Regions from separate parts of the Homo sapiens genome. Here region 2 is linked to region 1. Evidence: chromatin loops called from intact Hi-C (ENCODE). Cell type or tissue: PC-9. All regions are shown on one strand. Each heading gives the region's core, and the rest is flanking DNA. Links, peaks and the distances in the headings are about the cores only. Region 1 overlaps SPPL3 (signal peptide peptidase like 3). Region 2 holds the start of UNC119B (unc-119 lipid binding chaperone B).

Region 1 (15,095 bases), core at 7,922-10,421:
GCTGTCAGTCCCAAAGATGTCAAAAAGAACAGAATTCTGACTTTGAGAAGTGACATGTTTGATACTATTGCATAACTGGAGATGGCCAAAAGTTCAGAAAAATCACTAGACTTTGAATGTTAAGAAAGTTTCAGTTCAAACTTTTATCAGATTCTGAAAAGGAAAGTGGTATGTAACTGTTTTGAGAAATGTATGCTATTATTTTACAATCCATTGTGTCTTAGAATAGAAGAAATACATTATTTCTCCGTTTTAAATTCTTTCCTTTTTTTGAACATGCCTTTTTCAGGATAAACTTTGCCATGTGTGGAGGTGTCTTTTCAAGGTAAATTATGCCTTACTATTTCAGTTAATTCAGAAAATGACTTTTGATGTTGACTATCTTTTAATAGTTCTAAATTCCTCAAATATAATGTTCTCTCTAGAGGTATATGTCCCAACCTTGCGTAATAGGAATTTCCTAATGTGTTGTTACACGGATTCCCAGGCTCTTTCCCTTAAGTTTATGATGTATAGTCTAGGGTGGAACCCAGGAATCTAGATTTGGCGGAGGTACCTTAGGTCACAGGCCTCCAACGTTTTTGGCACCAGGGACTGGTTTTGTGGAAGACAGTTTTTCTATGGATGGGGAGGAGGGGGAGGATGTTTTGGGGATGATTCAAGCACATTACTTTATGTTGCATTTTATTTCTGTTATTACACTGTAATATATAATGAAATATAATTATACAACTCACCATAATGGAGAATCAGTGGGAGCCCTGAGCTTGTTTTCCTGCAACTAGGCAGTCCCACCTGAGTGTGATGGGAATCAGTGACAGATCATCGGGCATTAGATTCTCATAAGGAGCACACAACCTAGATCCCTCGCATGCACAGTTCACAATAGGGTTCTCACTCCTATGAGAATCTAATGCCACTGCTGATCTGACAGGAGGTAGAACTCAGGCGTTAATGTGAGCGATGGGGAGCAGCTGTAAGTACAGATGATTTTGCTCACTTGCCTGCCTGTCTCCTCCTACAGTACGGCCCAGTTTCTAACAGGCCACTAACTGGTGGCAGTCTGTGGCCTGGGGGTTGGAGACCCCTGCCTTAGGTGATTCTTCCAGGCTAGCTTGGGAAACACTGCTGTAGAGCGTAGGCTCCTCCCTGGGGATCCTGCCTAGTCTTGACTACTGTATAAAATTTCATTGCTACAACTTAGAATGCATCTACTATCCCAGGATTATAGTAGTATAATATATACTAATAAATACAGTAATATTTAGAATATTGGTAACAGGTTGTGAGCACTTAACTGTGTGTAAGGACCCATGCCAAACACTGAATAGGTTGTTGAATCCTCACAGCTTTCATAGATAGATACTATTGTACTCATTTTGCAAATAAGGATAAATAATCTGTACAAGGCCTTACAGCCAGTAAGTGGTAGACCCAGGATTGGAACCCAAGCAAACTGACTTTAGAGCCTGTGCTCTTAAACCACACTGTACTGGCCGTTGTAGATCAGATGCTGAGCTGTGCTGATTGTGCAGTGCATTGTAGAGCAGTGTACAGTTCGCTATGAGCGTGAGGTAACAGATATGGTAAGACATGAAACAGTGGCATTTTCATGTGGGAGGGTGTCAGAGCAGTCAGCAGTTATATTAAAACAGTAACCAATCTTGAAGGGCCACAAAGTGATCAACTGGGTAACTGTTGATGTTTCTCTAGATTAGCACTTCTCAAAGTGTGGCCCCTATTTCCCTGGAAATCCCTGAAAATCTCTCATGGGATCCTCAAGGTCAAACCTTTATATAGTATTTCTGAGAAGTTATCTTTCTCTCTGTGTTAACATTTGTATTGATGGTACTGCTGGTGCCTAAGCGTGAATCAAGGCAGTGGCACCAAAGTGTGCTCATAGACATTGTATTCCACACACTCTACAGTTTTGTTTTGTTATTTTTTTAACCCAGTTTCACTTAAGAATGCGTAAAAAAATACTCCTTTGGTTAACTCTTGACACTAGATTGCACATCTTTTTAATGCTTTGTGTGATGTAATGGGAAGGTCACACAAGGCACTTCTGCTGCGTGTTGAAGTACTGTGGTTGTTTTAAGGAAAAGCACCTGTAGGGTTGAGTTACATGCTGACCTAACCATCTTTTTTCATGGACATTTTTACTTTTAAGAATAACTAATAAACTATGGTTATTCAGCTTTGAGTATTTGGCAGATTTTGTAAAAAATGAAAGGACTGATAATATTTGTTGCCAGTGATAAGATTTTTGGGCTTGATGACTTCCCAGGTTTTGTTTTTGTTTTTGTTTTTTGAGATGGGGTTTCGTTCTTGTCTGGGCTGGAGTGCAATGGCATGATCTCGGCTCGCTGCAGCCTCCGACTCCCAGGTTCAAGCAGTTCTCCTGCCTCAGCCTCCCAAGTAGCTGGGATTACAGGCATGTGCCACCACACCCGGCTGATTTTTATATTTTTAGTAGAGATGGAGTTTCACCATGTTGGCCAGGCTGGTCTTGAACTCCTGACCTCAGGTGATCCACCTAGCTCGGCCTCCCAAAGTGCTGGGATCACAGGCATGAGCCACTGGGCCTGGCCTACAACTTCCCAGTATTTAAAGACTTCTGTGATGAGATCAGTGGTAATAGATGGAATTTTTAGTATTGGATAATGAAATACATAAGCATTTTGAAGAGCTCACAACTGAGGAAACAAATATTAACTTACCAGTGCATGATGTACAGAATTATGCATGGGTAAGGATCCATTCAGAGTGAAGGCAGACATGGATTTTAATGTAACAGAGTACAGAAAGTTCATTGATAGGGTTTTAGATTTTACATTGGAGCTAACCTTTAGGAAACTACCATCTAGGCTGGGTGTGGTAGCTCATGCCCGGGATCTCAGCACCTTGGGAGGCCAAGGTGGGAGGATTGCTGGAGGCCAGGATTTCAAAACCAGCCTGGGCAGCAAGCAAGGCTCCATCTCTGCAAGAAAAAAAGAAAAGAAAAGAAAAAGAAAGCTACAAGAAAAAAAAAAAAAAAAGCTAAATGTGGTGACTTGACCCTGTGGGCCTAGCTACTTGGGAGGTTGAGGCAGGAGGATAGCTTCAGCCCAGGAGTTCGAGGCTACAGTCAGCTGTGATCACTCCAGCCTGAGCAATAAAACGAGAATACATTTCAAAAAGAATTAAAAAACCTACCATCTGTAGAATTTCATTTCAGTATTGAAGAATAATATCTACGATTACCTGAAAGGCTCTTAAAATACCACTCACATTTTAAACTATAGATATGCATGCAGTTGAATTTTCTTCATGTACTTGAACCAAACTATATATCATAGTACAGATTAAATGCCGAAGCAGATACGAGAATACTGCTGACTTCGATTAAGCCAGACATTAAAGATATTTGCAGAAATGTAAAACGGTACCATTCCTCTCACTAATTTTTACTTTCAAAAGAGTTATTTTTCATTAAAACTTTTTTTTTTTTTCTTTTGAGATGGAGTCTCGCTCTGTCACCCAGGCTGGGGTGCAGTGGTGTGATCTCAGCTCACTGCAACCTCTGCCTCCTGGGTTCAAGTGATTCTTCTGGCTTAGCCTCTGGAGTAGCCGGGATTATAGGCATGCACCACCACACCCAGCTAATTTTTGTATTTTTAGTAAAGATAGGGTTTCACCATGTTGGCCAGGCTGGTCTCAAACTCCTGACCTCAGGTGATCCACCCACCTCAGCCTCCCAGAGTGCTGGGATTACAGGTGTGTGCCACCATGCCTGGCCTAGATGTTGTGATAAATATATATTTGGTCTTTATCCCAGGTTCCTGGCATAATAGCTTTTATAATAAAGCCCTTAGAATTTCGTGATAGAGGAGAGAGGAGCATCTTTTGTTATTCATGAGAAGTCCCTTTCAACCCTACCTGAGTTTATGCTAATGAGCTGAGTCTTAGTGGGCTCCTAAATAGCTTCTGGATGATGACTGGTTGCTAGAAGAACCAATAGAGGGTTGGAAATATAACCCCTTCCCTCAACCTCTGCAGAGGGGAGAGGGGTTGGAGATTGAGCCCAGCCAGGAAAGGCCAGTGATTTAATCAATCATGCCTGTGTAATGGAACCTCCAAAAAATCCTTAAAAATTGAGTTCTGAGAGCTTCTGGACTTGTGAACTGGTGCTGGGAGGACAGTGCACCCACCGAAGGCATGGAAACTTTGCATACTCCTCTCAGCCCTCCATTCCTTGCCCTGTGCATGTCTTTTATTTTTCTGCTCCTGAGTTGTATCCTTTATAATAAACCAACAATAGTAAGTAAATTGTTTTCCTGAGTTCAGTGAGCCATCCTAGCAAATGGTCAAACCTGAGAAAGGGATTGTGGAAACCCCTAACTTTGTAGCTGATGAGTCAGAAGTACGGGTGACCTGGACTTGATACCGGCACCTGAAATAGAGGCAATCTCATGAGACCTAGCCCTTAACATGCAGGGCCTGTGACACCTTTGGGTAATAGTGTCAGAATTGAATTGATGAACATCTAATTATTATTGGAAAATTGGTTATTGACATGGAAAAAACCCACACATTTGGTGTCAGAAGTGTTAAGAGTAGAAACAGATCATAGAAATATGTGTAATTTATGTTAATGTATAATGAGTTTATTTTAAAATGAATAAATATTTTTCATATTCACAGTTTCAATGTCTAATATGGTAAATATCAGGAAGTATAATCTATATAAACAAATGCCCTTTGGGGTCCTCAACAAGAGTCCTGAACTAAAAAGTTTGAAAACTACTTCTCTGGACACTGTGGACATTATTTTCTGTAGTACTGCCTACATTGTAATTCATGTTCACTTATTTACTATTGTTTTGGAATCTTAATACCTTCAAGTATGTTGCTCAAAATTCTAGAATTGAAGACATGAAGATGTTGAGCACTACAGCCCAAAGTGATATTCCCAATCCTTTGAGTTCCCAGTCCCTCTCTTACCCCTAACTCCCTCACAGCCCTTCTGTTCTCTCCTTTTGGTATCTCAGAAATCTTGGGTATCAGAAATCATTTCATAATACAAGTAACAAGGAATAAGATAACCTGTTAGAAGATTGGATTGGTTTTTATATGTTACAATTTCAGGCATATGATTTTTAAATCTGCCAGAGAGGTGATTGTATACTGAGTAATATCAGTCAGCGTACTCCCCTGCCAGATAAACCAGGACTCAGTCCGCTGCTAGGATGCGTTTCAATGAAGACATCTGACCTGTGTGGTATGTCTTCAGGGCATTGTAGTTGACAGTAGTAATGCAAGGATCTACCACAGCCTGTTTAAAATATGACCAGAAATGTGGCTGCTGGAGTAGCTAGATGAAATATAGACCACACTGATAAAAAAAAATCTTACTCTTTTTCCCTTCCTGTTATTTATTGCCAACACCCTTTTCAAGGATCTGTCCTTTTGGAGAATTTTTGTACTTTGTCTCCTTCCTTTTTCTGTTTTTCTAGCATGTTCTCATTTAAGAATAAGCAAACTATGGCCTGCAAGCCAAATCTGACCTACAACCTGTTTTTGTAAATAAAGCTTTATTGTAACACAGCCATGCCCATTTGTTTACATATCATCTATGGCTGCTTTCATGCTAGAATGGCAGAGTTGATTTGAGAACAGTTGGCCCTGTCTCTGTGGGTTCCACATTCATGATTTAGTCAACCTCAGATAAAAAATATTTGAGGGAGAAAAAACAAAAGTAATACAAATGAAAACAATATGGTAAAACAGGTATTTATATAGCGTTTTCATTGTACTATGTATTGTAAGTAATATAGCGATGATTTAAAGTATATGAGAGTCCTGTGGAGCCCTGAAATGGGAGGAGGAAAAAAGTATACAGGTGGATGTGTGTAGGTTGTATGTAAATACTACACTGTTTTATAAGGGACTGGAGCATCCAAGGATTTTAGTATCTAGAAGGGGAGTAGGGGGTTGTCCTGGAACCAGTCCCCCAAAGATAGGGAGGACTGTAGTTGTCACAGAGACCATATTACTTACAGTGCCTAAAATATTTACTCTTTTACATAAAAAGTTTGCCGCCTTCTACTTCTCTTACTATTTCTAGCAAAGTACCAGACTAATTTCTCCTTCCTCTCTCCCTCCAATTTGTCACGAACAAACTTTTGTGCGTGTGTATAAAATACAATATACACAAATTACCAGAAAAAAGAAACAAAAACTTAACAAAATACATGCCCAGATTTTTCATTATTAGAGTCAACAGATGGAAAATTACCAAATTGCTATAATGAGGTTTAAACATTCTCAGTTTTTGCACTTACCTTGACATGGATCCGTTGCTAACAGTTCATGAAGCAATACCAGTGCTAAACCCACACTTTAAACAGTCTTGTTCTTGTAGTCTGTTACTGGACAACTTTTATATTTATACAACTTATTTACTTCTTTCCTGTAAGTATTTTTATTGATTGAGTATATTATACATAAATTTCTGGTTGAGTATGCTGTATAGGCGATGATGCACACTGAAAGTGATGTAGATGGACCTCCATTGGTGAGCCAGGCCCTTTCTGGATAATGTGATATAATCTTTATTGCCTTAAAGACCCTACTCAGTGACTGAGTAGACTTTATTTTTGAGGCAGGGTCTTGCTGTGTCACCCAGGCTGGAAGTGCACTGGCATGATCATGGCTCACTGCAGCCCAGATTTCCTGGGCTCAAGTGATCCTCCCACCCAGCTAATTTTTTATTTTTTATTATTTTTAGAGATGGGGGTCTCACTATGTTGCCTAAGCTCTTCTTGAACTGTTAGCCTCAAGCAGTCCCTGCGCCTTGGCCTCCCAAAGTGCTGGGATTACAGGAATGAGCCACTGCACCCAGCTAGACTTTTTTTTGTTTGAGTTGGAGTCTTGCTCTGTTGCTCAGGCTGTGGTGCAGTGGCGCGATCTTGGCTCACTGCAACCTCTGCCTCCCGGGTTCAAGCAGTTCTCCTGCCTCAGCCTCCCGAGTAGCTGGGAGTACAGGTGCGCACCACCATCCCCAGCTAATTTTGTATTTTTAGTAGAGACAGGGTTTCACCATGTTGGCCAGGCTGGCTTCGAACTCCTGACCTCAGGTGATCCACCCGCCTCGACCTCCCAGAGTGCTGGGAGCCACTGCACCCGGCCCCAGCTAGACTTTTTGAGTCTGTATGTTTTCTGTTGTGTTTAGGTGTAGTGTAGCTTCCTTTTTAATTGGGATAATAATGGCTGTAGAGATAAGTTTCAAAAAGAATTATTTGATATCAGTGGTTCCCACAGGATTTGTGTTTCAAGTACTGTTTGAAAAAACAAAAACTTTTTTGTCAAAGTAATAATGCACACTGCTGTATACTGTCACAATTCTTAACTTCAGTTATTGCTTGAAAAGACGATTTACATAGATTCAGTCATCTTTGTCTTATAAGGAAGGTATGTAAGCATTTTTAATTTTTTCTCTCATAGCACAGTACAGGTTGAGCATCTGATATCACAAAATCCAAAATTATCCAAAATGCAGAACTTTTTGAGCTCCAACATGATGCTGAAAGGAAAAGCTCATTGTAGCATTTTGGATTTTGGATTTTTGGATTTGCAGTGTTCAACCAGTAAGTATAATACAAATATTCTGAAACCCCCACGCCCCCCACCCCAAAAAAGAGGGAGATCTGAAACACTTCTGGTCTCAAGCATTTTGGATGAAGAACACTTAATCTGTATGTTTTCTTTATAGAAAAAAAATTAAAAGTTACCCATAGAGAGATTTTCTTACTATGCCTTCAAGAAATGCAATGAGGCAGAACAAAATTGAAAACATAACCATCTCTTATAAGGACCCTAGAGTGACTAAATAAGTAAATACTGATAGATTATAAAAAGAAACTGATTCGTAAAAAGTTAAACAAATTTACCATGTGACCCTGCAGTTTCACTTCATAGTTTGGCTGCTTATAAATTCTCGGCTCACATTTCGTTTTCTCTATTATGTTCTTCCATAGAGCGTTGCTGTCAGAGACTAGTGATATTCTCTTTAGTTATTGTTTTTAGTTTTTGTTATGCTTCCTTGCTTTGATTTTCTTCTTTGGGGACTCCTATTGTATACATTTTGGATCTTCTTTGCCTGTTTTTCTATAGATTGCCGCTCTCTAATCTTTTTATCCCTTTCTTAACTTTTCCATCCTATTTACTTTCTAGTTTCTTTAAGGCATTATCTGTTACCCGTTGGTTGTTCATTCTTGTGTTTCTTTTAGTTTAGTGTTCATTTCTGAAATTTCTGAGTTTTATCACCCCTTTTGAGTTGTTCTAATTCAGATTTATGTTGCCTCGTCATATGATGTCATTTTCTTTGTTTTTTTTTTTGTTTTCTTGAGATGGAGTCTTGTTTTTGTTACCCAGGCTGGAGTGCAATGTTGCGATCTTGGCTCACTGCAACCTCCGCTTCCCGGGTTCAAGCGTCCTGCCTCAGCCTCTTGAGTAGCTGGGATTACAGGCGCCCGCCATCACACCTGGCTAAGTTTTGTATTTTTAAAGATAGGGTTTCACCATGTTGGCCAGGCTGATCTTGAACTTCTGACCACCTCGGCCTCCCAAAGTACTGGAATTACAGGCGTGAGCCACAGTGCCCAGCCATGATGTCATTTTCTTAAAAAATTTAAAATTTCAAAATAATATTGTGTTACAGTTTTTACCTGTTTTAAAGGCATGTTTTTTTTCTGGTATGTTTTTATTGTTTTTACAGATGCTCTCTGCCTCCCTTTCTCTCTTTTTAAAATAATGACTTTGAGATAAAACCACAGTGCTTTCCTGTTGTTCATTTTTAATGAAAATTAATTTTCTTTCTTTTTAAATATATATTAAGTTCCAGGATACATGTGCAGGACGTGCAGGTTTGCTACATAGGCAAAGATGTGCCATGGTAGTTTGCTGCACCTGTCAACCCATCACCGAGGTATTAAGCCCCGCATGCATTAGCTGTTTATCCTGATGCTCTCCTTCCACCCACCCCTGTGACAGGCTCTGGTGTGTGTTGTTCCCCTCCCTGTGTCCATGTGTTCTCATTGTTCAGTTCCCGCTTATGAGTGAGAACATGTGATATTTGGTTTTCTGTTCCTGTGTTAGTTTGCTGAGGATGATGGCTTCCAGCTCCATCCATGTCCCTGAAAAGGACATGATCTAATTTCTTTTTATGGCTGCATAGTAGTGTATATGTACCACATTTTCTTTATCCAGTCTAGCATTGATGGGCATTCGGGTTGATTCCATGTCTTTGCTATTATGAATAGTGCTGCAATAAACAAACACATGCATGTGTCTTTATAATAGAATGATTTATATTCCTTTGGATATGTACCCAGTAATGGGATTGCTGGGTCAAATGGTATTTCTGCTTCTAGATTCTTGAGGAATCGCCACAGTGTCTTCCACAATGGTTGAACTAATTTACATTCCCACCAACAGTGTAAAAGCATTCCTGTTTCTCCACAGCCTCGCCAGCATCTGTTGTTTCTTGACTGTTTAATAATCGCCATTCTGACTGGTGTGAGATGGTATCACATTGTGGTTTTGATTTGCAGGAAATTAATTTTCATAAACTGAGAGAGAGAAGTGGGCAGGAAGACTTTAGCTTTCTGGCTCTAGAGCTCCCTCTTTTGACTTTTCTGGTGGAGGGGAAGAGGGAATCCTAGCACTTTCAGACATCTGGTCATTACTCTTCCTGGTTCTTTATTTGGGCCACCTTCTTCCTTTTCTTCTCCTGTCTCTGTTCTGCTGGATTCTGTTCCCAGTAGTTTCTCCTCAGTACAAGACTTTGTCCTGAAAGAGAGCTTCAGATGGTTAGCTTTTAGTTTAGAGGGTCCCTATCACTCCATCCCCTTGTACAGGCCATAAGTTGGAATGTACAGAGCTCCTTTAAAGTTCAACTGCTATTCCTAGTTCAGCTCACCTTGCTTGCCAGTACCTGTTGTCTCATTTGGGGTTTTCCTAATTTCAGATTCATCAAATACCCTGTTGCTTCCCTTTGCTGCTTCTCACACAGATGGCAATTGCACACCAGTCTTTAGCAGTCAGTAGTTTGTCCCCATCTGCTTGTCTTTTGGGTTTTGTGAGGCTACCTGATCACTTAGCTTTGTTGTAGGTGCAGATTTTCAGTTTTGCATCCAGATTGCTCAATCTGTTTTTATGGGAAAATTCAGGAGGATTCAAACCAACTATGCCCTGAATGCTGCCGTCGTTCCAGAATCTTGTCCCATAGTTAAATTTTTATTTTCGTTTTTTGAGACGGAGTCTCGCTCTGTCTCAAAAAAAAAAAAAAAAAAAAAAAAGATGAAAATTGTTCATCTCCACACCAGTGGCCAGGGGGCTCAGTGAGTAGCAAGGGTTCATGTTCTGTGTATTCTTCTGCTCTGCCCTCCAGCATGTTAACCTCACCTCTAGGCTTGCTGCGCTGCTGTTTGCAGGACAACTGCAACATTTCCGAGACATCACATCCTCAAGACCACAAAAAAAGAACCTTCTCTTCTTTGTGTTTCTTTTTTTTTTTTCTTTCAGATTAAGGGAAATCTTTTCCTTCTGTCTCATTGGCCAGAATTGCATCATAAGCCTAAGCCACAAGGGGACTGGAATCTGCATTTAGGTTTGTGCTGTCCAGCAAGGTAGCCACTGGCCACATGGGGCTATTTAAATTTAAGTTCATTAAAATTAAGTACAACTACAGATTAAGTTCCTTAGTTGCACTCACTGCATTTCAAGTGCTCAGTAGTCCCATGTGGCTAGTGGCTACCTGATTGGACAGTGCTGTAATATTACTAGAATGTTTTCATGATCACAGAGTTCTGTTGAACAGTGCTGGCTTACATTAATCACGATTCACTCCCTGGGCCTTTTCAGAATTGCATTTAGTCTTGAGATTTTCTCAGGTGCATTCCAGAAAGCATGTTCATGGTGAACAGCCACAGAATCTGACAATGAGACCACCCCATGTGGCTCTGGGGCTTCAAGTACACCCCCATTCATTTGCATGAGTGAAATAATTTCTCTGTGTAGGAGAAACAAAAAGGTTGTTTTACTGCCAGAAAAAGTACTGAACACATTTCTGAAGTACTGTTTTTCTTTTCTTTTCTTTTTTTTTTTTGAGATGGAGTCTTGCTCAGCTGCCCAGGCTGGAGTGCAGTGGTGCAGTGGCACGATCTCAGCTCACTGTAACCACCATCTCCCGGGTTCAAGCGATTCTCCCGTCTCAGCCTCCCAAGTAGCTGGGATTACAGGCAACTGCCGTCATGCCTGGCCAGTTTTTGTATTTTAGTAGATACGGGGTTTCACCATGTTGGCCAGGCTGGTCTTGAACTCGTGACCTCATGTGACCTGCCTGCCTCGGCCTCCCAAAGTGCTAGGATTACAGGCCTGAGCCACAGCGCCTGGCCTGTTTTTCTTGAGACCAGTCATTTTATTTGAAAATTAAGCTTTGAGGTCATAGTGCTAAATAGCCAGGGCCTATGATTTACTTGACAAAAATTGTTTTTTATACATTTGTCAGTTTCTAATTGGGTAGTTGGAAAATGCCAGGAAACTATTATTTCTGTTCATTTTTTGTGCTATATGGAATCTGTTATACTGAGGGGATGTACTTTATAAGTTATTAGTACAAGGATTAATCACTGATAGTCCCCTTCTCTCGTCATTCTTGCACTCTGTGGGGTCTAGTGATCCATCCATACAAGGAGAAGAAACGGTGGCTGGAGGGATAATGAGTTCCCTCTCCTCTTTCCTACACACTAGAAGTAGGGTCAGGAAAGCCCTGCATGCTTCTTCCTTCCCTGTCCCTTCCCTGCCCCTTGTGGAGGGTCATCATGAAACAGTTACATGCAGGTGCTATAAAAATCCTGGCGTGTTCTTTGGTCCAAATAGTGATCTTGAATGTCATAAATATAAGAATATTTTCATTGCACTGTTTTTCCTCAGTTGAGCAGGTTTTGATTATAACAAAACAAATGCCCCGCTTTGGAAACACTTGGTAATGACTGTTATTTAAAAGGAGTAGGAATAATAGGAAGTTAGCTTCTTCTTGTTGACCTTTGGAAAGGTTTGTAACTTCATGATGCTTCCTTAGACTTTGGGGCATTCAGGCTGACTGAATTTTAGACCCAATTGACAGTCATTTTTGCTTGAGTCTTTTTGAAAATCTTTTTAGTATTATTAAAATGGTTTCTTGCCTTAATAAAATATACAGAATATATAATTTAACATGTATTTGGCTTTGATAGCACCTCAGGCTCTTGTTCATCAATTATTGTTTTAGTGATTTATAGGTGTAGCTGTTGCAAAAGGAAGGTGGTCACACAGCACATAGCTGCCATGACTTAAAAAGAAAAAAGACCTGTGCTGTTGGCTTGCTTACTTCTCCATTGTATGTTGGCAAGACTAGATTTACTTAGCATCAGACTACTAGAGTATGTATATAGATACATATAATTCAACACTTATCACCAAAACAGTTTCTTGAGCATTCTAAAATTGTTTTAGGGGTGGACCATGTTTACCTCCCACTGAATGTGGAGAATTTTTTAGGTGCTTCATGGTAAACCCTTGGCTTTTCTGATTTCCTTGGGTCAGTTTCCTCTGCCCACCTCACAGGAGGCTGCCACATGTGTTCTTACATTTACTCCTTGAAGAGCCGTCAGTAAAGGGTACATTGATAACTTGCACAGTCATGAGTAATTCAGTTTGAGTAGCTAGGTTTATCCTGTTTGGGGAACTGACTGTCACTGTGGGGTTTTCTTCTCCCTCTGGCCTTTTTTTTCCCCGTGTGTGTGTGTGTGTGTGTGTGTGTGTGTGTGTGTGTGTGTATGTGTGCGTGTGTGTGGTGGTGGTGGTGTTTGTTTTCATGTGGTTTTGGGTTTGGGTTTTGTTGTTGTTTTTTGCTATTCCAAATACAAATTCATCTCACTTGCTTTCATAATATATTCAGTAGTTTTTCTGAATTGCTATGAAAATGTGAATTTTATCTAAAACTGATTTTTAAGGTATGGTCTTTGGACTAGTAGTAGCATCTGTATTGCCTGGGAACTTTTTAGAAATTTATGAATGCTTGGCTCTGCCCCAGATCTGCTGAACCAGAAACTCTGGGGTAGGTACAGCGATCTGTGTTTTAACAAGTCCTCCAGGTGATTTGGATACACCATCAGCTTTGAGAATCACTGGTCTAGAAGATCCATGAATTTAATCATTTTGAACAAATGCTGAAACTTCCTTTCCATGTGCTTTGGTGTGCATCATATCTTCTTCTTAGTCTAAAATTTATATCAAAAGAATTAGGAATACTATGGTTTGTTACAGCTTCTTGTTTTGCTACTATTGTGTACATTTTTAGAAGTTACTAAGGAAAAAATTTTACGTTTGGTGTCAGATGTTTGTCCATGTGACATTTGAATGAGTAAGTGCAATTCCTTTGGGCAGATAAAAATGTCAGTGTACTTTATTTGTCTAACAGGAATTCTCTGCTTGTAGATGTAATATAATATAGTTCTGTAGACTTAGAAATCAAATATTTACCATATACATTTTCCTTCATTTGCTTGCCTTAGGAAAAAAAGTGGATGAGCAGATAAGATGATGGTAAAGAATATATCTTTAGGCCGGGCGTAGTGGCTCATGCCTGTAATCCCAGCACTTTGGGAGGCTGAGGCGGGCGGATCACCTGAGGTCAGGAGTTCAAGACCAGCCTGGCCAACACAGTCAAACCCTGTCTCCACTAAAAATACAAAAAAATTAGCCAGGCATGGTGGCGGGTGCCTGTAATCCCAGCTACTCGGGAGGCTGAGGCAGGAGAATCGCTTGAACCCAAGAGGTGGAGGTTGCAGTAAGCCGAGAATGCACCACTGCACTCCAGCCTGGGCGACAAGAGTGAAAATCCATCTTAAAAAATATATATATATATATGAAATATATATGATATGTATATATTATATGAAATATGTATTTCATATATCATATGTATATATTATATGAAATATATATTTCATATATGTATATATGATATATGAAATATATTTTATATATAATATACATAGATATAATATATGAAATATATTATATGTATATTATATATAAAATATATTTCATATATGTAAAATATGTATATTATATATGCATATATTTCATATATGTAAAATATGTATATTATATATGCATATATTTCATATATGTAAAATATGTATATTATATATGCATATATTTCATATATGTAAAATATGTATATTATATATGCATATATTTCATATATGTAAAATATGTATATTATATATGCATATATTTCATATATGTAAAATATGTATATTATATATGCATATATTTCATATATGTAAAATATGTATATTATATATACATATATTTCATATGTAAAATATGTATATTATATATGCATATATTTCATATATGTAAAATATGTATATTATATATACATATATTTCATATATGTAAAATATGTATATATAAATTAATATATATGATTATATAAATATAATAAAGATATATATCTTTAATAGAAAATGTCAAATTGGCATGTAACTATGTGCGATGACAAACTGGGAGTTTCCTAAATTATTTGTCTGAGCCCATTATATGGAGCTTCAGCTATGCACTTTGCATAACAGAGAGCACACTTTCGTCAGAGCAGGAGTGTACAAGCAGTAATGTGAGGAGCGCAGGCCTGCAGGTTCAAACTCGTGGGTATCACAGAGTATTTTTAACCTTCAGTGAAACACAATGACATCTGTTAGATATCATACAAACTAATAGCTTAAGGTAGTTCACAATTCAGCATTAAATCACTAAATTCCTTTTGATGATGCCATATCTTTGCAAAGCTGGGATTTTGGCCATTGCTGTGAAATAAAAGCAGTACTGTTTGAAAATCAGTGTGAAACGGGCCAGGTACGGTGGCTCACGCCTGTAATCCCAGCACTTTGGGAGGCTGAGGCGGGCAGATCGCTTGAGCCCAGGAGTTCAAGTCCAGCCTAGGCAATGTGGTGAAACCCTGTCTCTACAAAAAATGCAAAAATTAGCCAGGTGTGGTAGCGCTC
Region 2 (15,095 bases), core at 1-2,500, 140 kb after region 1:
GCCACCACGCCTGGCTAATTTTTTTGTATTTTTTGTACAGATGGGGTTTTGCCATGTTGCCCAGGCTGGTCTCAAACTCCTGGGGCTCAAGTGATCTGCCTGCCTCAGCCTCCCGAAGTGCTAGAATTACAGGTGTGATCCACCGCACCCAGCCTCAATGTGGGGAATATTACAAGTGAATCAAGATCCTTAAATGTAAAAACTAGAGAGACTGAAAACCAAGATACTTTACAGTATCTTCAGCTGACCTTCTTGAAACAGTTCCGTCTTATATTGAAATGACAACTCTTGAGTCTAATCCAAATCCACATACCTGTAGTAGGCCTGGAGTCCTTGCAATGTCCCAGGTACTGTGATATGTGGCTTAGAGATGAGAACACCACAGACCCAGGAAGCTAGCTGGTCTTGATCTGACCATCCCAATAAAAAACTACCCATAAGCAACCAGGCGCGGTGGCTCACGCTTGTAATCCCAGCACTTTGGGAGACCAAGGCAGGCGAATCAAAGGTCAGGCGTCTGACACCAGCCTGACCAACATGGTGAAATCCCGTCTCTATTAAAAATACAGAAATTAGCTAGGCATGGTGGTGGGCACCTGTAATCTCAGCTACTTGGGAGGCTGAGGCAGGAGAAGCTCTTGAACCCAGGAGGCAGAGGTTGCAGTGAGCCAAGATTGTGCCACTGCACGCCAGCCTGGGTGACAGACCAAGACTGTGTCTCAAAACAAACAACACAAAAAAAAAACCCACAAAACAACAACAACAAAATTACCCATGAACTTGAGCCTTTAGGTGCCTTGGTCAGTATGAGATTATGATAGCATAAATACCACCAGGTAGGGGTGAAATCGGGGCCTTATCAAATTTGCAGGCTCTAAGTAGCAAATCAGATGAGAAACACTGCAAAGTAAGTTTACAAACCACACTGATACTATGGGTATCTGTACCAGTGTTCTAACAAATGACTAACTCCAGGGGGCGCTAAACCTCCAGTGAGGTGCTCCAAAGGCTTCTGTGGTCCAGATCAGCCTGGCACTTTATCACAAGCACAGGAAGCGGCTATGGGAGGCTAATTTAAGGAACCCCAAGTAGTTGAGTTCCTGGGTCTGTTCTTCCAGAAAATGGTTGAGATTAAAATCCAAACTAGGTCTGGGAACTCCAAGGCAATATGTAAAAGAGAGCAAGAAGATGGCTCAAACTGCCTCATGTCTGGACCAGGATCCTCCCTATCACCCTCCAAGAGGGCACCAGGCTCAGGTGAGTTTTCCTCATTATAGTTTAATTTCAAGGATTCCTTTCCCAACTGGAGGCAACATGGTAAGATGAACCAGCACAGGGCCTTAGGAAAGAGCCGCCTGGGAATTGTAGGCCTCAGATCCTTCGCTGTAAAACAGAGATAACAGTAATTCCTCAAAGAGGTGTGAGGATTACATACACTGATGTGCACAAAGACGTGGAACACAGTGACCAGCACAGAATAGACATCCAACAAACATCAGCCTCTGAACGCAGCTTCAAACCACCATGCCTGGCAGACCAGGCCACGGGAAGAGGTCACAGAAGTGGGACACACTGGAGTCCAAGAAACAGGATGCAGTGGCACACAAAGATTTGAGTTTCAAAGACCTTTGGCTCAAAACTGTCTAGTGGTCACCACAACGTAGAGGCCTACCTGAAACGCAAGGTTTGGCAATCTCAAAAAGTACTGTCCCTGTCTCCAAATCTCGAATTTTGAAGCGGGTGAAATCAATACTGTAGATGTTGTCTTCGGGTTTACATAAATAATCTGAAAACAAGAGAGAGAAACCAACACTGTTAAATAATCCTCCAAAACTACCATTTATTTAATTCTCAAGTTTTGAAGCAAACTCAGATTTTTTCTTACACAACACACTTAAAATACTCCCAAAAACTTTCTCATGTGTTATCACCAGCAGAAGTTGTATGGACAGAATTAGGGGATCCAACAAAGAAAAAAAATAACAAGGACTTGCTTTGGATGAAAAATTGCAAAACTTTTAGAAACTAGGATAGAAAAGGTGGATTTCTTTGGAAACACATAAAAATCTTTCATCATCTATCAAGTTGGATGTCAGAACAGGGCGAACTTTTTATAGAATTCCAATCTAAGACATTTAAACTGACTTAGCAGATAATACAGTGCTAGTTTGCCAACGTTAGTTTGCCAACTGTCAGTGTAAGAAAGCCGAGATCAGCAAACTTTTCTGTAGAGCCAGATTCTAAATAATTTAGGCTTTGCCGCCACATGGTCTCTGTCACAACTACTCAACTCTATCATTGTAGCCACAAAAGCATCCACAGACAATACGCAAATGAATGAATGTGGCTATATTCCAGTAAAACTGTATTTATGGACACTGAAATATGAATTTTACATAACCACGTGTCTCAAGATTTTAAAGTTTTTTTCAACCATTTAAAAATGTACAAACCTAATCTTAGTTTGTGGGCTACACAAAATCATACAGTAGACAATACATATCATACATATCCAGGCAAGAGGATAAATCTGCCGGTGAAGACATTAGGCCCAAGTGACTAGAACATGAGCCGCAAATTGAAATAATTCTAATCACAGCAAATTTCACTGATTTCTTTCTAGGATGATTCCGGATAGCATCTTCTCCACAGCTCATTTTGATACTTGATCTTTTATTGCCTGAGTTAGTTGTTTTCGTGTTTTACAAGTTGTCTCTTTATTAAGACGACAAACTTGACAACTACTGATTATTCTGTAACTGCTAAAAAGGCTAACATTGGCTTTGGACTCTTAGAGGGTACTCAAATAATCTGCTGGATAGAATGAACGAGACGTTAAGAAGAGTAACAAAGAGGTTGCCAGACTCTAAGAAGCTGCAGAGGTGGGTTTGGACAATGAGCAACAATCCCAAGCCCCCAGATAGGATCTGAGTGCCCACTGAGAATCCTGCTTAGGGCCAGGCACAGAATACCCTAACTCACTTGGATGGCAGGAGAGGGCATGAGGTTACCAAGACCAGGTGCTGAGCATCTGTACTTTCAGAGCCCCAAATGAAAACTGGTTCAGAAGAAAAGAAGCTTTTTCACACTGTTTCAATAAAACTAACAAGAATGTCTAAAGATACGTTCAGGTCTGGTAAGGACAGTCTCAACCCAAACAGTATTGGGAAACGGGGGCATCCAAATATCTAGAATCAAATTAAAACTCTTTTAGGAAATGGGAATTCCCTTTCGCACAGGGTGGACCAAGGCCTACTCCCCCCAAATTTCCATCCCCAAATTACTAGAGCTGCAATCGGCAACCTGAGGTGCACCTGAACAGCCCTGGGCTGCCTGCTATAGCAGCTCAGCAGACACCATGGCAGCCTTCGATCCATCCAGGGAATGTTGCTGCTGCCACAGGGTTAGGAGACTGCACGCCAGGAGTGATGGGCAGGCCAAGATAGGCCTAACTAGGTGAGTGCACACTCCTGCAGGGAAAACAGCAGCAAGAGAAAAGACGTCAAGTCAGGGACTGGCTTGGCAGAGAACAGAAAAAGGGAGATCACCCAGGGCAGGGACTGGGCAACATTTTTCTTCCCACCCATCCTCCTATCAACGAAAAAGCTTAGGATGGTTGCCTTTTGTGCAGGAAACGCATTTCTGAAACTCTGAAATCATTCTTAATTCACGAGAATGTCAAAAGCAGGATTCACATGTCGGAGTCTGTACACAAACTGAAACTTTATTTTTGTTTTAATGTGGCACAGTTTTAAATGAGCAGGAAATGCCACGGCTATGTGTTTTGAGGAAGAACCCATCTGCACACTAAGGGGCAACGCTCCCGACCCAAAGAGGGAGGGAGGCCGGGCAGGCTGCAATGGGGGAGGGCTGCCATGGGGCCAGGGCGGAGGAAGCAGGTAAGGCTTCTGGCCTGCCAGAGGGCTGGGGGAGCCTGGCTGAGCGGGAACTTCACTGATGGCCGGGGGTTCCAGGCTGAGGGCCCAGGGGCCCATTTATTAGGGGACCTCGGCCCCCGGCCGGCTCAGGAGGATCCAGTTCAGCTGAACGGGGCCCTCTACCCAAACAGGTCCGGCAGAGCTGGGGAGCCGACCGGCCGAAGGGCATCCTAGCGTGGCCGGACTCACAGGAATGCGGTCCAGCCCAGGAGAGTCCTTCCCCACCAGAGCTACGTGAGCGTGGCGGGAGCAAAGCCCGGCCGGCGGGGCAGCGGGAAGCGCGGCCCGGCCGGCCGAGGGGGTCTGGCGGGGACCCCCGCGCTGGTCAAGTGGCCGGGTCCGCTGAAGGCTCCGGGAGCCGGGGCACGGCGCGAGGGGAGGGCGCGGCCCGCGCGGCACTCACTCTCGGTGACCCGGCTGAGGCGCAGGACGTGCTCGGGCCGGATGGTGTCCAGCGCCAGCAGCTCCTGCTCCGTGACCGCTGCCCCGACGCCGTCGTCGGCCGCGTGGTGGGGCGCCTGCCGCCGCGCCTTCAGGCGGTTCAGGACGCCGCCGCCCGCCTTCTTCTTCTCCTCCTTGCCAGCCACCAGCCCCCCGGGCCCAGCCGCCGACGCCGCGGCCGCAGCCTTCGGGTTAGACCCGCTCATCGCTCCGCCGCCAAGATGGCCGCCGCCTCCACAGCGCGGTAACTATGGAGAGCGGGGGCGGGGCCCGGGGCCCGGCGGGGAAGGGGCGGGGAGGGGGCGGGGCGGGGGCGGGGGCGGGCGCCCGGGGGGCTGTGGAATTCCCTTTCGCACAGGGTGGACCAAGGCCCACTCTCCCCAAACTTCCATCCCCAAATAACTAGAGCTGCCATCAGCAACCTGAGGTGCACATGAGCAGCCCTGGGCTGACTCCTATAGCAATTCAGCGGACGACACCATGGCAGCCTTCGATCCATTCAGGGAATGCTGCTGCTGCCACAGGGTTAGGAGACCGCAGGCCAGGAGTGATGGGCAGGCCAAGATAGGCCTAACTGGGTGACTGCACACTCCTGCGGGGCCCGGGGGGCGGTGCTTCGGCTACTGCCCCAACTTTGGTCCTGCCAGGTGGAGGGCCTAGGGGTGGCTGGAGCTTCAGCAACCCCACTCCCCATCAGACCCCCAAGATCCTCCACGATGTTTAAATACATATCTTACGGTCAAATGAATTTACGTCATATAAACTTTCCTCCTCCTCATCCTCCTCCTGGTCTGAAAGAGCACACAGAATCTTCCGTGCACCATCTCGGCATTCTCAATCCAAGAGTTCTGTCACCAGTCCCAACAGCACAATGGCAACTAATTCCCAGTAATCACACCAAGAAGAAGAATGGCCAGTGTTTACTGCGCACTTGCTATATGGCAGGACACTTGCTATAGGGCAGGCTCCTCACCTCACAACAACCCTGTGAGGTATTACTGTCTCCATTTTACAGATCAGGAAGCTCAAGTTCAGAGAAGTCAGGTAACATGTCCAAAGTCCCTCAAGCAGTAAGAGGAGGGAACAGGGATTTTAATCCAGGTCCATCTGACCCAAGGCCTGTTCTTCAACACTAAGCTATTAGTGGACAATGCATCTTGAGAAAATGTTTATTAATATATTTAGCATAGAAGGTAAGTTAAAGCAGTGTTTGTTTTGCAAAGGCAGTTTCAAGACAAACTTTCCAATGAGATTGCCATCCGTAAGCCCTACTGTGCCAGGCCCTGGGCTAGACATTGGGCTAGGCTACAGGAGATGTAAGAGTGAGGGCAGGGATTGGGTCTGCCTCACCCCTGAATTCCCAGCAGTTCAGCTAATGCCTGACACGTGGTAGGTGCTCAGTAATGATTGAATGAGAGCCTGAACAGTATCCCACTATGGAAGAGCTCCCACTTTTGTTAGAGAAGACTGTAAAGTACACAATTCATTATGTGACCCTTCCTTTTCACAAGGTAGGTTAGTATGAACTGGAAGACAAACTAGATTCACTGACTGCACTAAGAGATGCAGCAAAGGTGCTAGGAGAACACACAGGAGTGGTTTATTCTGACCTGGCTGTAAAAGCTTGAGGGCTTCGGAAGTTTTCAGAGGCAATATCTGCACTGAGCTTTGGAAGTTAGCCATGACCTCACCAATTAGCCAGAAGTGGGTCAACAGGGGGATGTGGTCTACCGTCTTCCACCCTGAGGGGCTCCTTCTCTAGGGATTCTAGATCTGCACTGTTCTGTGTTGGAGGCCTGGGCCTGATTGATGCAGTGTGTCTGCTAGGTCTGACATCACCTCTCAGCCAGGCTAGAGTAAAATTGCAACCGTCCCCCAGAGCCTCTTGACGTTCTTGCCAGGCCTTGCTTGCTGAGTCCCTCTCACCAAAGCCACCAAGACAGGCATCTCTTGGTTCCTGGACAAAGTCCAAACCTGACCCCACCCCAGCTGCCCAATTGGGTGGCATAGTGTGTGGCCAAATTCCTACCCAAATGCTGTACTGTCTTTGAGAGATTAGTATATGGTGGCATTTAACTAACTGTTCAGGGAGATTTTAATAAATGTGTACAAAGAATTAAAGTCTTTCCTTTTACAAACAACTCTTTTTAAACCACTCAACAGAGTGGTTACTGAAGAATTTCCAGAACTTTTAATATGCTACTTGATTGTGAATGGCCAAGAGGGTGGTTTAGCATGTGGTCATTTCCCATATACTTATTTACGGAAGGTTTGTTCTCATAGCACCAAGACTAGTTACCTGGACCATGGCTTTTCTCTTTCTAGGGATGATGGCAAATGTAACCTCTTCACCTGCAATTCCACATCTAGGAATTTACCCTACCTGCATGCACAGAGATTTGTAATATTGACAAATTACAATAAATTACATTTGTATCCATTCACGTTACATAGAGCTGTTTTAAAAAATGAGACATATATATTAGTATGGAAAGATCTCAAACATATATTAAGTAGGGCAAAAAGCAAGGCACAGAGTCATATTTGTGTATTTATTTATTTAAGACAGGGTCTCACTCTTGTCACCCAGGCTGCAGTGCAGTGGCACAATCACAGCTCACTGCATCCAGCCGCGAATCCCATTTATTTAAAATAAAAAGTATATAAATATTTAGATGTGGGCCGAGTGTGGTGGTTCATGCCTGTAATCCCAGCACTTTGGGAGGCCAAGGTGAGCAAATTGCTTGAGCCCAGGAGTTCGAGACCAGCCTGGGAAACATGGCAAAACCCCGTCTCTACTAAAAATACGAAAATTAGCTGGGCGTGGTGGTGCATGCCAGTAGTCCCAGCTACTCAGGAGGCTGAGGTGGGAGAATCACCGGAGCCCAGGAAGCCGAGGCTGTGTGAGCTGAGATCGCACCACTGCACTTTAGCCTGGGCCATGGGCGTGAGACCCTGTCTCAAAAAAAAAAAAAAAAAAAACACAGATAGACATAGACATAAATATAAATATGCATTTGTAACTGTAAAGGAAGAGGTCTGGATATACATTAAAACATTAACTTTGATTACGTCTGGGGAGGAGAGTATCAGAAGAGACTAAAGGAAATATATTCACTTTTGACATTATTTAGAACTACTACTTCTGTACTATTTTATCTCAAGCATATAATCATGGGCTGCTTGTATACTTTTTTAAAAAGAAAATACCGGCCAGGTGCAGTGGCTCACGGCTATAATTCCAGCACTTTGGGAAGCCGAGGCAGGCAGATCACAACGTCAGGAGTTCGAGACCAGCCTGACCAATATGGTGAAACCCCGTCTCTACTAAAACTACAAAAATTAGCCGGGCATGGTGGCACACTCCTTTAGTCCCAGCTACTTGGGAGGCTGAGGCAGGAGAATCGCTTGAACCTGGGAGGTGGAGGTTGCAGTGAGCTGAGATCGCGCCACTGCACTCCAGCCTGGCAACAGAGCAAGACTCTGTCTCAAAAAAAAAAAAAAGAAAAGAAAATACTTTTGGATCTGTGTCTGGAAGGCAAACTCTATGCCAAAGTTGCCTTACAAATCTTTTAAAATTTAAAAGCAACCTCAAACTTAATTTTTTTTTTTTTTTTTCTGACGGGTCTCGCTCTGTCACCCAGGCTGGAGTGCAGTGGCACAATCTCGGCTCACTGCAACCTCTGCCTCCTGGGTTCAAGCGATTCTCCTGCCTCCGCCTCCCAAGTAGCTGAGAACACAGGCACGCGCCACCATGCCCAGCTAATTTTTGTATTTTTAGTAGAGACGGGGTTTCACCACGTTGGACAGGCTGGTCTCGATCTTCTGAACTTGTGATCCACCTGCCTCAGCCTCCCAAAGTGTTGGGATTACATGCGTAAGCCACTGTGCCTGGCCTGTTTTTTTATTTTACTTTATTTTTTATTTTTATTATTCTTTTTTTTGAGACAGAGTCTCATTCTGTCGCCCAGGCTGGAGTACAGTGGCACAATCTTGGCTCACTGCAACCTCCGCCTCCCAGGTTCAAGCGATTCTCCTGCCTCAGCCTCCCAAGTAGCTGGGATTACAGGTGCCCACCACCATACCTAGCTAATTTTTGTATTTTTAGTAGAGATGGGGTTTCACCATGTTGGTCAGGCTGGCCTTGAACTGACCTCAGGCGATCCGCCTGCCTCAGCCTCCCAAAGTGCTGGGATTACAGGCGTGAGCCACCATGCCTGGCATTTTTTTTTTTTTTTAAGTAAATACTGCCATATGAGTCAGAGCTTGTACTCTCTCTGGGCACTACCTATGAATTTTGGTTAAAAGGAATAGACTGGCTGGGCACAGTGGCTCATGCGTGTAATACCAACACTTTGGGAGGCCAAAGCCAGAGGATTGCTTGAGGCCAGAAGTTCGAGGGGTGAGAGTGAGACTGTAAGAAAGGACGGGGGGAAAGGAAGGAAACGAGAAAAGAAAGAAGGAAATGAAGGAAAGGGAAAGGGAAGGAAATATATATAATTTCATTTTTTAAAGGGGTAGGAAAAATTAGGGGTGTAACCGCCAATCTGCCTTTCCACATCAAATTTTTTGAGGTGTGGGGAAAGGCTCTTTTAAAATGTCTTTTGAAAATTACATATACTAACACTTTATTTGGGGGAAGAAGGAAAATAGAGGACTACTGCATTAAATAGTAATCCTGACACCAAAAGCAGAGGGCCAGCCTTCCTTTCCCCCCAGCTCAGGGCTGACTCTCTCCCGCTGGCTGTTTTCCTCCCTGTAAGAGGTGTGAGAGTGGCTGTTTTCCAGGGCAGTCCCAGAGTAGCCAGGCAGTCTGCCTTCAAATCAGGCCAGGCAGGTGGGGCCCAGAGCTGGTGTAACCAAGGTAAGCAAGACATCATCAGCTGGCATTTTTCTGCCAAGACTGAAAGTTCAGTCCTGCTTTCTGCTGCCTCCCCAGATGGCATGCACTGAATTAGCAAATCATGGCTGGGATTGCAGGCATGGCTTGTGGTCTGGGACTAAGAGCTAGTAATTTCCTTAGTACCAAGTCACTCTACTATCTGGCTGAGGGCTGTTTGTTTGTTTGTTTGTTTGTTTGTTTTTAAGAAGGAGTCTTGCTCTGTTGCCAGGGTGGAGTGCAACGGCATGATCTTGGCTCACTGCAACCTCTGCCTCCCATGTTCAAGTGATTCTCCAGCCTCAGCCTCCCAAGTAGCTGGGATTACAGGTGCCCACCACCACGCCTGGCTAATTTTATATTCTTAGTAGAGACGAGGTTTCACTTTGTTGGCCAGGCTGATCTCGAACTCCTGACCTCAGGTGATCCACTTGCCTCAGCCTTCCAAAGTGCTGGGATTACAGGTGTGAGCTACTGCGCTTAGCCAGAGGGCTGTTTTTAAAAAGCATTATTTATTATTTATATCCTACCTGTTTCCAAAAGAGATTTCTGGCATATTCCAAAGTCACAGCACAAGATTGGTGAGTAAAAATTCATATAGCCTCATGGAGGACAGTACTTTCAAATTTTTAAATGCATATATTGTTTGATCCAGTAATTCCTTAAAGGAATTCCCTAAAGAAACACCTGCACATACGCACAAAGATATATGCATAAGCATGTTCACTGCAGCAGTTTGTACTGGCAAAAAATGAGCAGTATCTTAATGTTCATCTACAGGGGATTGGTAAAATCAATTACAATCTAACCATAAGATACTGTACAGCCCTTGAGTGAGGAAAATCTCTATGTACTGACCCATCTATATGAACTACCTCTCTAAGACATATTAAGTAAAAATGGCACAGAATGATATGTATGGTATATTCCCACTTGTTTAAAAAGACTCTGTGTGTGTGTGTGTGTGTATATATATATATATGTAAATACATATATATGTAAATACATTTACACACATATATGTAAATACATTTACATATATATTACATATATATAAATACATATATACACATATATATATGTAAATACATTTAAAATGAAAGATACACACCAGAATGTCCTCTGTATTATCCTTTAGGGATTAGAGGGATAGGGAAGAAAATGATTTTTCAGGCCAGGTATGGTGGCTCACACCTCTGATCCCAGCACTTTGGGAGGCCGAGGTGGGCGGATCACTTGAGTCCAAGAGTTTGAGACCAGCCTGGGCAACATGGCAAAATCCTGTCTTTACAAAAAGTATAAAAATTAGCTGGGTGTGGTGGCTGCACACTGTAGTAGTCCCAGCTACTCAGGAGGCTGAGGTGGGAGGATCGCTTGAGCCTGGGAGGTCAAGGCTGCAGTGAGCCAAGATCTTGCCACTGCACACCAGCCTGGGTGACAGAGCAAAACCCGGCCTCAAAAAGAGGAAAAAAAAAAAGAAAAAGAAAAGAAAATGATTTTTCACATTTTGCACTCCTAACACTTTTTTAAGAATTTATTTCTGTATATATTTATAGATCTTTATATCACCAAGTCTTAAAAGTTACTTTTTCAGAGAAATAATAAAACCTCCATGTAATCATAGATTCATCAGTTATCAATACTCAAAGGTTCCTCTTTAAAACTAGTATATCATGGCACTAAAAGCACAGATTTTGGGGTCAAACAGCATTGGGTTCCAGTCTTTGCTCTGCCAATTACCAGCTATGTGACTCTGGCCAGGTCGTTTCTCTCCTGAGGCCTTTGTGCCTTCATTTATAAGTCAGGCTAGTCACAGGTCTTTCCTAGGATTGTTATGAAGAGACACAAAACGGCAAGAAAAAGCACTGTACTGGTGCCAGGAAGAGTGTCCCATGAATGGTCACTATGACAATATACACAAGTGGCCTCTTTCTCCACGCCCCCTCTGTTGAGGGCAGGCACACAGGGCAGGCGCATGGGGCAGGGAGAAGCCATGGATCCAGGTGAGAGAGTGCAGTGACAAAGCAAGTGGAGTTATTTCGTACTAATGTTAAGTGGTTAGGAACAAACAAAACTGAGACTCTTGGGCCAGGGTGCTGCAGCGAGGTGCTTGTGGCCTTAGGTTGTTGGAGAGCAGAGGCAAGCCCGCTCCAGGACCTCCATGCTCCGCCTCCTTTCTGCCTTGACCCCTCACCACTGCGATAGCAATGAGCTTTCCAGTAAGTACTAGAAAAACTCATCTCTCTTCCTTTATGGGGGATGGGGGGTACTAAGTATGGAGAAAGGTCTCACCGGCTCCAGCCAACCGGGAGCCTGATTTCCTTAGTAAGATTAAGATCTGGACCCACAGAGTGGTCCAACCCAACCCCGGTACTTGGCCCAAGATCTTCTGTCAGACAATTTCCCTCCCTGTAACTCCCTAGAGCAGGAGTTCTTCAGGTCTCTTCCCCATTTGGCAGCTCATGCAAAGCTACTTGAAATAGTAACAACGAAATCTGAATTAGGAAAGAACTCCAGTTATGGGTGGGCTCAGCCTAAGAAAGAGGCTCTGTGGGCCTCCTGGCTTGTTTGGGCCCTGAGAACAGACTCCATCAACAATGGCCTCACTCTTGGGGCTGCACACTGAATTCTGCCCTTCAAGGGATAACTGAGGGAGGTAGGCCAAACTCCTGTTCCTCCACCTCCACCCCTCCCTACCCCTGCAAGCCAGCAGTCTCCATTCCCACTCGGAGAAATCCCGCAGGTAGGCTCTGGAGCCATGCCACCCAGCACCATGAAGAAATGGATGGCAGCAGAGGGTAATGATGGAGAGCAGGAGTCCTGGTTTAAAACCCCAGCTCCGCCTTTTGTTGGTTGTGCTACCTTGTGCAAGTCACTTCATCTCTTAAAGGGGAATAGCAACTGGTTTGTTGAAGATAAAAGAGAGATAACATGTGGAAAATGCTGGGCATTGTGCCCAGCCCATTTCAAGGACTCAGTAATGGACAGCTGTAATTATCTTTACAGCTTTAAAGAGCTTGGGGCTTTGATGGCAAACAGACTGAATTTGAACCCTGGCTTGACCAGACCATTTACTACATTAGTCTGGGGTATGTTACTGAACTTTTTTGAGCTTCAGTGTTTGTGTGTGTGTGTGTATGTGTGTGTCTGTGTGTGTGTGTCTGTGTCTGGGTCACCCAGGCTGGAGTGCAATGGCGAAATCTCAGCTCACTGCAGCACTGACCTCCTGGGCTCAAGTAATCCTCCCACCTCAGCCTCCTAAGTAGCTGCGACTACAGGCATGCACCACCATGCCTGGCTAATTTTTGTATTTTTAGTAGAGACAGGGTTTCGCCATGTTGCCCAGGCTGGTCTTGAACTCCTGGGCTCAAGCAATCTGCTGGCCTCAGCCTCCCAAAGTGCTAGGATAACAGGCGTTAAGCCACCATGCCTGGCTCAACGATCCTCACCTGTAAAACGTGGCTTATAAATTATAGGAAAAAAAATCCCTCCTGCATTCTGCTCTTCCTAATGTGTAATCAACAATGACAAAACACCAGAAAAGGAGCAAGCAGAGAAAAATCTCCTATGGCTTAGGTTAGCTTAGCTTGTCCGTGGGCTATCACAGAGGCTAAGGGAATGGTGAGGAGAGGCAGCAATAGGCCCAGTGTGCCTTAAGAGTGGGACAGTCTGTGCCTAGTTGTTCCAGTGAAAGTGAAAACAAATTTTTTGTCCTTAAATGCGCTGCTAGTTGAAATGACCAGGAAGGGTTTTACAGAATGATTCCCCTAAGCAAACATCCCAGAGAGAAGAAAAGCAAAAGACACACAGCTAAATGGACAACAGTTCCCAGCCTCGTCACAGGAGAACTCTTTGGAGCCAAGTGAACCCCTGGGTCTCCTTTTTCCCACCCCATCACTTCAGCGCTTTGAGATCAAGTTCGAACTCAGTCCCAACACAGAGTGTCACTGCAAATTGTTTATTAAAACACAAAGCAATGGACAGTGAAAAACATCCTGATTTTGTACTTTTTGGTGGGAGTGGGGTGGGACATGGAAGGGGTAGGGTCAGATGGAGACAGCCCAGAAGGAAAGCCAGCTCTATCCACCCCTACAGCTTCCCCGGCCAACCAGGTTCAAAGCCCATCAGTTATATCTCACTGTGCCGCTGTCAATGCATGTTGTGGCTGCTGGCAAAGAGTTGGTTTGGCCTCCACAGAGAGAGGATGGGAAACTAGGGTAGAAGCTACAAGGGCTAAGAACTTGATGCTTTTTCTCCAGTACTTGGTACAGAATAGAGCAGCCAGGCCCAATGTGGAAGGGTGGGCTTGGTTTCCTGACAAGCCAGGTTAGACCAATAATGGTTGAAGAGGCTGCCCTGGGCTCAGAATGGGCAGCTGGTCCTTGCCTGGGAGAACTTTGTGGAAGGAAAAGGTAAGATTCCTTAAGTCCAAGGAGAGAACCAATCCAGGGTCAAATTTCTTTTCATTCCCTGGATCACAACACACCAGGGAAGAGAGGAGTCAAGAATGTCTCTCCCTGCCAGTGCTCCCCTCCTACCTCGCAACTCGGCTCTCCCTTCCCGACAGTTGTCCTTTGAAAGGACGGAAAGCGCACTTCAGTTTGTTGTTGTTTTTCCTCATACTGAAATAAAGCACTGAAGCTCAAAATAGAGGTGAGAATGGAGTTCTGCTTTCCCCAGTGCTATGTGCCCCCATCTCACAAGACTGCCTGGATGCAAGAGGTGCCAAGGCCCTCTCTGCCAACTCAAACAGGCACTACTGTTTCCTTGGCTGCCAGCACAATCCTGGCTCCTTGTGTTTATACTCCTGGGGGAACCTGTCCCAAGAGATCCATCCTGCTCTTTTCCTGCCAACCCAGCTAGTCCCCAAATCACCTGCTCTTATCAAGATAATCTGGCCCCCCATAGCAGGCTAGACAAAAGGCAGCTGGAAAGGACAGGCCAGACTGGAAGCAAGCCACACAGATGCAAAGAAGAAACCTGCCCTCGCTAGGCAGCTGATCTACTGGTACCAATCTAGTCTCATAACAAAATGAGGAAATCTAGCCCTCTTGCCCCAGAGAGATTTAAATACAGAGAGTCTTAGTTTGGACTGAAAGAGAAAAATTGCTCTGATCTTTCTAAAGCTTGAACATTAAGGCTTCTTTGCAATTTTCTTAGAGCTCTTTGATCGTTAATTATATCTTTCCATCGAAGAGAAGCAGATTTCTTCTGAGATTTCTGAACAGTTCCTGGGTGTTTCCGGTTCTGCTTCCGTGTACTATCACTTTGCCTTGCCTCAGTCTCTCCTTCCTCCGGGGCCACAGAAGGAGAAAGCCCAAAGCATACCCATCCTGCCCTTTAAAAAAAAAAAGAAAGAAAGATTCGTCTCTCACTTTGGAAAGCTCACCTACTCTCCTAGGTCCTTCTGGAGGGGCATGGAGGACAATATTCCATGTTGCCATTTGATGCCACTAAGGATCCCCAAGGCAAGAAGACACTTGAATTATGCCAGAGTAGGCCAGCAAAGGGGAGGGAAGGGACAGGGAAGCAGCCCCATGGCAGGGACTATAGGACCCCTGCCCAAACCTGAATCTAGAGGGAATGCCCCACCCTGGCTCAGAGCAGGAGAGGAAAAGGCACTGTGCTGACCGGGGTGGGTCCTTCCCCAACCCCTAGGGAGGGCAGAGAACCTGCTGATTCTTTCCCTGGGTTTCCCAAGGTGAGCCAATTTCTAGGGAAAGGGATTTTAGCACTAGGAAAAGGAAAATACTGCTGCTGTTTTCTGAAGTTCTCAGCTGAGATTTTAGAAACCATATCCAGGCCTTTCCAGGAGAGGCTAGAGGCAGGAGAAGAAG

What was found. Peaks named below come from ENCODE experiments on the same cell type or tissue, not always from the same donor. Only the 100,000 strongest peaks of a DNase experiment are listed, where the experiment ranks them.
Region 2: it touches region 1 in a loop (3-fold over the local background); 3 of 110 quality-filtered maps call a loop at or near these places.

The regions. Positions count from the first base shown.
Region 1 is chr12:120,851,749-120,866,843 of GRCh38, reverse strand. The region is part of intron 1 of SPPL3 (signal peptide peptidase like 3); the gene reads left to right. Among named protein-coding and RNA genes, the nearest start is that of SPPL3, 45 kb to the left of the region's middle. In PC-9, for the core only: no CTCF peak of the experiment used is centred there; no DNase peak of the experiment used is centred there.
Region 2 is chr12:120,699,965-120,715,059 of GRCh38, reverse strand. It overlaps UNC119B (unc-119 lipid binding chaperone B), which reads right to left and starts at 4,602. Exons shown (of 5, transcript NM_001080533.3): 1 at 4,342-4,602; 2 at 1,673-1,786. The coding sequence starts at 4,585. It overlaps MLEC (malectin), which reads right to left. Exons shown (of 5, transcript NM_014730.4): 5 at 13,201-15,095. It overlaps LOC124903035 (a long non-coding RNA gene), which reads left to right and starts at 8,560. Exons shown (of 2, transcript XR_007063489.1): 1 at 8,560-12,347; 2 at 13,016-13,249. LOC124903036 (a long non-coding RNA gene) reads left to right here and starts at 4,554. Exons shown (of 2, transcript XR_007063491.1): 1 at 4,554-4,623; 2 at 4,786-5,127. RefSeq lists silencers at 4,293-4,562, 4,653-4,712 and an enhancer at 3,843-4,685. In PC-9, for the core only: CTCF peaks have their summits at 771 and 974 (motif pointing right); a DNase peak (open chromatin) is centred at 969.